Regions from separate parts of the Homo sapiens genome. Here region 2 is linked to region 1. A link is a contact called in ENCODE Hi-C or POLR2A ChIA-PET data. All regions are on one chromosome and are shown on one strand. The core of a region is the stretch at or near the end of the contact, and the rest is flanking DNA. Distances in the headings are between cores, read along the strand shown.

Region 1 (3,595 bases), core at 704-3,203:
CACGGTGGCTCATGCCTGTAATCCCAGCATTTTGGGAGTCTTGAGTTTGGCAGATCACTTGAGCCCAGGAGTTTGAGACTAGCCTGGGAAACATGGTGAAACCCCATCTCTACTAAAAATACAAAAAATTAGCCAGGCGTGGTGGCGCGCATCTGTGGTTCCAGCTACCCGGGAGACTGAGGTAGGAGAATCACCTCAGCCTGGGAAGTCAAGGCTGCAATGAGCCGAGATCACACCACTGTACTCCAGCCTGGGACAGAGTGAGACCCTGTTTCAAAAAGAATTTAAAAAAAAAAAAAAAAAAAAGGAAATCACTAGTCCCAAACCACTTATCCTTGGAGAAATATGGACATAAACCCAAATTGCATGTTCTTTCCATTATATCACAGTGTCTCTTTGTAAAAGTGGCAACTTTGGGCTGGCTTACATGAATTCGCTGAAACCTTTACAACATATTGGCGGTGCTGAATACTTGGGGCTCTTGAACGTAAGCCTGCAACCAGGATGCTGGTGTACACCCTCACCCTGGAATGCTCAGCCTTGATCCTCCTCTTTTCAGAATGGCTTCATATCTATTTATTTGTAACATAGTGCTTAACAGTAGGAAGTCTTGAGCCAAATGCCTAGCTCTGCCACTTATCCCTGACCTGAGCAAGTTACTTAGCTTCTCCAGGCGTCATTTTCCTGTATTCTAAAATGGAGATGATAATAGCATTTACCTTATAGGATTGTTGTGAAGATTAAATGAGTTTAGGGCAATGCTATATATAGGTTAGTATCATCCATCAATTTGCAACATGATTTCATAAGTGCATCTAGAATATGCTTGTGTAAACCTATGGTTAGATGATGAAGCTAAGAAAAGCCTGAGTCCATCCCTGGAGAGTAAGAAACTAGTATACTCCTTTTACACAGTACCTTGCACACAGCACAGGCTTAACAGACATATTTAAATTGAACTGAAGCGAATACTACCAGAACTGAAAGTGGTAGTTCCAGATCTTTCAGGCTCAAGGTCCAGATTTTACAAGTGTTTCTGATCACCCTCCCCCTACCTCATTTATCGCAAAGAGCAGAGGCCAGGAAAAGGATGAATAATCAATGACCTTAAAACTCAGGTGAGAATAAAAACCAGTTCTGAGAAACCGTGTGACATTTACATCCTGGTACCTGAGCTTTAGATCACTCTGCATGTGTATTTCCTCTGCACAAAGCCCAGGAGGCTACTTTTATATTATTGGGGCAAATCTCCCAACAGCCCTGGGTACTAAACAGCCTTCAGCAGGTGCTTCCAAATTTTCTTATTTGCTTCAACTCCCAGGTTGCCAGGGGAAGCTTGGCCGACAAGTCTATACTCCTGGGCAGACTGAGCAACAGCAGGTGGTGGCTTCTGGATAAGAGGTGCTCTAGGTCGGAAGGAAATAAATGAGACTACGATCAGTTAAAGTTCGGTAAAGCAAGAGACGCCTTCAACCCGACGACCAGACGGTGGCTCCGCAGCACAGACTCTCTCGGATGGTGGAATTCCCAACCGGCTTCGATGTAGCCCCGCCCCTACCCAGACCACGCCCACCAATCACCGCCCTCTCCCCCCCAGGCCCCGCCTGGAGCCCGCCCCTCCTAAAGCATGCTCCACCTGACTCCGACACTGCCGGGCTTAGTCCGCCGGGCTTAGTCCGTGGAGCGCTTGCGCATTTCTTGAGTTGTCGTGGCACTGCCCAAATCTGAATGGGGGAAAGAGGGAACTTCATATTTCCTACAGACTCCGCCACAGCGACTTTGCGTGCTCTCTTAGAGCTGGTTTTGCCTTTCGTGGTCCTGAGAACCCTGGCTTTTGGTTCCCCAATGCGGCTTAAGTGTGCAGGTTTTAAGTTAGGCGATCTTCGGGCAGCCCTAGTCCCAGCACCGGGTCCTTGCGCTGAGTCTCGGGACCACAGCCGGGGAGGCGGGGTCCTTCTCTGGGGCGGTCGCGTTGGCAGCGGATGCGGGAAGCCGGACTCTGGGCGTCATGTACTACAAGTTTAGTGGCTTCACGCAGAAGTTGGCAGGAGCATGGGCTTCGGAGGCCTATAGCCCGCAGGTACGAGTGGCGCCTGGCCAGCTCGGACATGAGAAGTGGCGGCCCTAGCCTCGGCGACAGGCAGTCGCGGCGTTGGAGCCAGGGGAGGCTTCTGCCCGCGGTCGAGTTCGTCTCTGTTCTCCTTGCACCTCCCGGGGCCTCTCCACACCAGCGTACGGTGGTCACTGAGGCTTCTTTTTGTGTACCTGCTCACCTGGCGGGGGCTGGCCTGGCGTGGAAGTTTGGTCTGGCTCACTGCAGGGGTCAAGGTGACCCCCGGGGTCACTTGTCTAAAAGGGATGGTTTGTGGGGGTCCCCAGTGTGACCCGAGTCAGAGGTCCGGCCTTCTCCCTCAATTCGAAGACATCTGGCTTTCGGCCTCCTTGTCGTTTGTCATCTGCCAGAGCCCCATAGGCAGCCTCACTTGAGCTCGAGATTAGAGAGCGCGGGGCTATAAAGGCGTTTAGAGAAACCATGGTGCAGGGGGTTGGGGGGCTATGATCTGGGTTGGGAAATTTAACAGGTTACTTAACACGTCCAGGGAGGGAAGTTGCATGCAGCGAGGTTACACTTTCCCGATTGTAAAATATTTGACAGATGCTCGTTGTTTGGGTTGTCTGAAAAGTATTCCATTTCACGCAGATTCTACCAATTGGAGTTTGACTCTCCAGCATGTGTTGGGGGTAAACATGAGGGATTTTAGAGCCCCAGACGTGCCTTTTCAAATCATGGCGTTTTCCGCTTTAATTGTGTGACCTTGGCCAAGTTATTTAATTTATTGTGAGCTCAGTTTCATCCAGGGCGGCGTTAGTACACATTAAATGAAGTGTGTCAAGTGACTAGCAGTTTGGGCAGGTGGTTGGTTCTGGATAAGTGTTAACTGTTCACCAGAAGCTGTCTGAGATAGTATATTCCCTCCTAATCCTCTAGAGAAGTGTGGGAAGTGTCGGTGAGATACGCAGTTAGACTGCAGTAGTGAGGGGCCCAGATGAGGTGTAAAGGATACTCCATTACTGTTGCTTCATTTCCTTTTTCTGTGGGACACTGCAGCTTGCCCAAGAGGCAGATGTTTAAGAAAGATTTCAGGTCTGGTACCGTGGCTCACGCCTGTAAATCACAGCACTTTGGAAGGCCGAGGCCGAGGGTCGCTTGAGCCCAGGAGTTTGAGATCAGCCTGGGGCAACATAGTGAGACCCTGTCTCTAAAAACAAAAACAGATGATTCTAATCTCAGATAAGAAGGGCAAGTTTTTTTTTTTTTTTTCGGGGGTTAGTGGGGGAGTTGCGGTGGGAACGGGAAGGAAGAGTTTAGGGTTTATAAATGTTGAGTTTGTGATATGTCATGCTTGGTAGCAGCTAGATTTTTGAATATGGAGTTTAATAAACTTGGGTGTCTTCAGCCCATAGGTGGTAATTTGTAGGGAAGAAAGGTTGGATTATAGTTAGAGTATAGAAACATGAGGGAAGGGTGGAGAAGGAGAATGTGTTTAAAGAATAGTCCGGATGAGAAGGGAAACCAGTGTGGTCTCACTGAAAC
Region 2 (3,595 bases), core at 557-3,056, 5.4 Mb before region 1:
TGGGAGGCTGAGGCAGGATAATCTCTTGATCCAGAGACAGAGGTTGTGGTGAGCCAAGAACGCGCCACTGCACTCTAGCCTGGACAAAAGAGCAAGACTCTGTCTCAAAATACATATATATGTATCTGGCAAACAGCAAAAGCAAGCTTTTCAAAATGTCGCCAGCTGCCCGGATAAAAAGCCCTAAACAGACCGGGCGCGGTGGCTAGCGCCTGTAATCCCAGCACTTTGAGGCCGAGGCGGGTGGATCACCTGAGGTCGGGAATTCCGAGACTAGCCTGACCAACATGGAGAAACCCCGTCTCTACTAAAAATACAAAATTGGCGGGGTGTGGGGGCGCATTCCTGTAATCCCGACTACTCGGGAGGCTGAAGCTGGGGAATCGCTTGAAGCCGGGACGCGGAGATTGCGGTGAGCTGAGATCGCGCCATTGCACTCCAGCCTGGACTTGAGCGAAACTCTCTCTCAAAAAGGAAAAAAAAAAAAAAGCACTTAACTGCCCATAAAGTGAGGACAACTCCCGACAGGCTTCCCCGGAGTCACTCACGTCCACACATCTTTGTCCAGCGCCCGATTAAGGCCTCTAAAAGCCCAGTGGTGCCCCATAAAAATTACACTATTTCATAAAATAAAATATTTTCCACTCGACACGAATTTCCACATACGTCAAAATATTCTATCTTCGTCTCGGTGCACGTGCAGCCTACCTACCGAAGGACCCAGCCGGATCCCAGCACTTCGGCTCCCCACGGCCCCGCCCCGCCCAATTAGGCCCCGCGGTCCCCATGGTGACACACCCCCCCGCGCTCGCAGCTCGTGGCCCACCCCCTCGGCGGCCCCTCACCTAGGCCGAAGGCCCACCGTCCCCAAGGCGTCTCGGCGACCGCGGCTCTTAACTACCTCTAAGTGTCTACCTCGATCGACTACTGGAGCCCCAACTCACTATCTCCGCGCCGGCCGAGGAACCTCCTTTCGCACCCCACACCACCGGACTCTCCCCGTTCGGCCTCCCGCAGGCATTCCTCCTTCCCGCCACCCCGCCCCCCGCCCCGCCCACCAAGTGGGCCGGGCGCCTTCCCCTTCTCGCCCCACCCCCAGTGCTCCCACCTCCCAGGCCCCCTCCCCACCCGGAGCTGCGCGCGTCGCCCCTTCCTTAGCCCAGCACCCCCACCTGGCGGGACGCGTCTCCTCCCTCCAAAAGGCCCGAACTCTCCGCGTCTCCCCTGCAGCCCTCTTCCTGCACAGCCTCTCTCCTCCGACCCTGTTTACAAGCTACACCCCCAAATGCTCCAGACTCGACCCCTGCACTCATTCAAGCCAACTCTGCGGCCCCGCCTCCTCCGAGCCCAGGGCCAGGCCGTGCACCCCCCCAACCCCCTGTGCGAGCCTCCCCTCGCCGGGTTCCAAGCGCCCCGCCGCTATGCCCCCGCCTTCGACCCCACCCCCACCCCGCTACCTGGTGGGGGCAGCAGGCGCTACCGATCTCCGCAGCCCTCCGTTGAGGTTCTTCGCCTTGGGCGGTGACGCGGAGCGCGCCAAGGGCCTGGGCCCAGGCCCAGCCTCGCTCCAGGCCGCATCCCCGCCTGGGGAAGGAGAGGCCCCGGGGGCAGCGGCGGCACGGCCGCCTTCGCGTGAGGCCCTGGCCGAGGCCTTGTTGGCATCACTCAGCGCCGGAGACTTGGGGAAGAAGCTGTACAGGGTGCTCTGTCGCGACATACCGACAGCCGGCAAGGCCCAACCGTTCTGTCGGACGGAGCTCCTAAAAGCACCGCATCTACCGCGCGGCTCCTGCTGGCGGGAAATCTGGGGGGAGGCGCGCTCCGCCGGAGGAACCCGGGCCCCAGTGGCCAATCAACAGGCGCCTCGCCGTGCGCGGGCGGTGCGCGCCAGGCCCCGCCCCCGGGCGCGCGGCGACGTGGGGAAGGGCGGGGCTGGCACACTGGTGGGTAGGGGCGGGGCTGGCACGCTGGCGGTGAGGGGCCCGCCCTGCCGCCGACGCCTGGGCCCCGCGCGGGGAACTGCTGAGCTCCCCTTCCCTCACGCCGCGGGGCTGGCCGGGCCGGAACACTCCGACCCGGGGTTAGTTGCGGCCGCGGGGCTAGCAGGCTCGGAAAGCCCTGCCTCTCTGGAGCGGAAGCGGGAACAGCGGGGGCGCGCACCGCCCGGGCGGGGATAACCGGGGGGACCCGAAAGGCCTCGGAAAGGGGCTCGCGGGGAGAAACGCGTCCAGCGCTCGCGTGACCTCCTGCCGTTAGAGCATTTTCGCAAGGAGACGGAGCGAAAGGGACCAAACTTTAGTCAGCAGTTCACCTTCACGTTGTATTCTCAAGATTTGTATAGAGTAGGCACTTGGTAAACGCTAAATGAATATTGTAATAGCATTCGTTAGCGATGCTGTTGTGTATGGTGAAAGCCTGCAGCTGTACAAAGTTTTCCTTTGCCAGGCACTGATCCCAGCATTTTACATCTGGTAACTAAATCGATCCTCTCAATAACCTGTGACGTAAGTACTTAAGGGCCACAGTCCGTTATCTGAGCCCTTTGACCCAGGTGTGTCTTTACAGGATTTTTCAAATTTTAGAAAGCTAAGAGACTATGAGAGGCCGGGCGCAGTGGCTCACGCCTGTAATCCCAGCACTTTGGGATGCCGAGGCGGGCGGATCACCTGAGGTCAGGCGTTGAAGACCAGCCTAGTCAACATGGTGAAACCCCCGTCTCTACTAAAAATCCAAAAATTAGCCGGGCGTGGTGGCATGCGCCTGTAATCCCAGCTACTTGGGAGGCTGAGGCAGGAGAATAACTTGAACCTGGGAGGCAGCGTTTGCAGTGAGCCAAGGTCGCGCCACTGCACTCCAGCCTGGGCGACAAGAGCGAAACTCCGTCTCAAAAAAAAAAGAAAGAAAGCTAAGAGGCTATGAGAATAAAAAGGTTCTATTCAAATTCAAGAAAGATAGTGGAAGACAGACAATTGTTTGTCCCCTTATCCAGATTGTGAAATCCAGATTGCCGGAAACCAGTCACAATCAACAGCTGTACATTGGTAAAAACCTATGTAAAATTAGTTGTTTGCCTTGTTCTTGGAGACTGTTCTGCCAGAAGGTTCTCCTTTGCTAGGCAAGTAATAAAATCAATCTAAAAAAAAAAGGCGGGGGCCGGGCGCAGTGGCTCACGCCTGTAGTCCCAGCACTCGGCACTTCGGGGGGGGGGCGGAGGTGGGCGGATCACGAGGTCAGGAGATCGAGACCATCCTGGCTAACACAGTGAAACCCCGCCTCTACTAAAAATACAAAAAATTAGCCTGGCGTGGTAGCACACGCCTGTAGTCCCAGCTACTGGGGAGGCTGAGGTAGGAGAATGGTGTGAACCCGGGAGGCGGAGCTTGCAGTGAGCCGAGATCGCGCCTCTGCACTCCAGCCTGGGCGACAGAGCAAGACTCCCTCTCAAAAAAAAAAAAAGAATATTGCCAAAGGTGGTATGTGCTAAGAAAAATACAGTATGCTTCACGAATTTGCATTTCATCCCTGTGCAGGGGTCATTCCAATTTTGGTATATGTGCTACCCAAGCAAGCACAGTGAAACCAACTGTTTGAGATA

What was found. A loop is a pair of places that touch in the nucleus more often than their neighbours do. ChIA-PET counts read pairs that join two places held with the same protein, here RNA polymerase II (POLR2A). Pooled maps may share reads with other maps.
Region 2: a loop to region 1 is called in a map of naive thymus-derived CD4-positive, alpha-beta T cell, with 14 times the contacts of the local background. The contact joins the promoter of MSH6 here to the promoter of COX7A2L in region 1. A Hi-C loop is called at or near these places in 1 of 168 maps with a recorded cell type or tissue (naive thymus-derived CD4-positive, alpha-beta T cell) and 6 of 50 pooled maps. POLR2A ChIA-PET finds 5 or more read pairs at or near these places in 1 of 52 experiments (naive thymus-derived CD8-positive, alpha-beta T cell).

Annotation. Positions count from the first base shown.
Region 1 is chr2:42,359,575-42,363,169 of GRCh38, reverse strand. COX7A2L (cytochrome c oxidase subunit 7A2 like) reads left to right here and starts at 1,953. Exons shown (of 3, transcript NM_004718.4): 1 at 1,953-2,080. The coding sequence starts at 2,009. RefSeq lists enhancers at 1,213-1,302, 1,863-1,922, 1,292-2,035, 1,943-2,262, 2,036-2,780 and 1 more and a silencer at 1,493-1,662.
Region 2 is chr2:47,781,356-47,784,950 of GRCh38, reverse strand. It overlaps MSH6 (mutS homolog 6), which reads right to left and starts at 1,806. Exons shown (of 10, transcript NM_000179.3): 1 at 1,458-1,806. The coding sequence starts at 1,717. RefSeq lists silencers at 1,024-1,113, 1,314-1,473, 1,754-2,233, 3,384-3,565 and an enhancer at 2,364-2,433.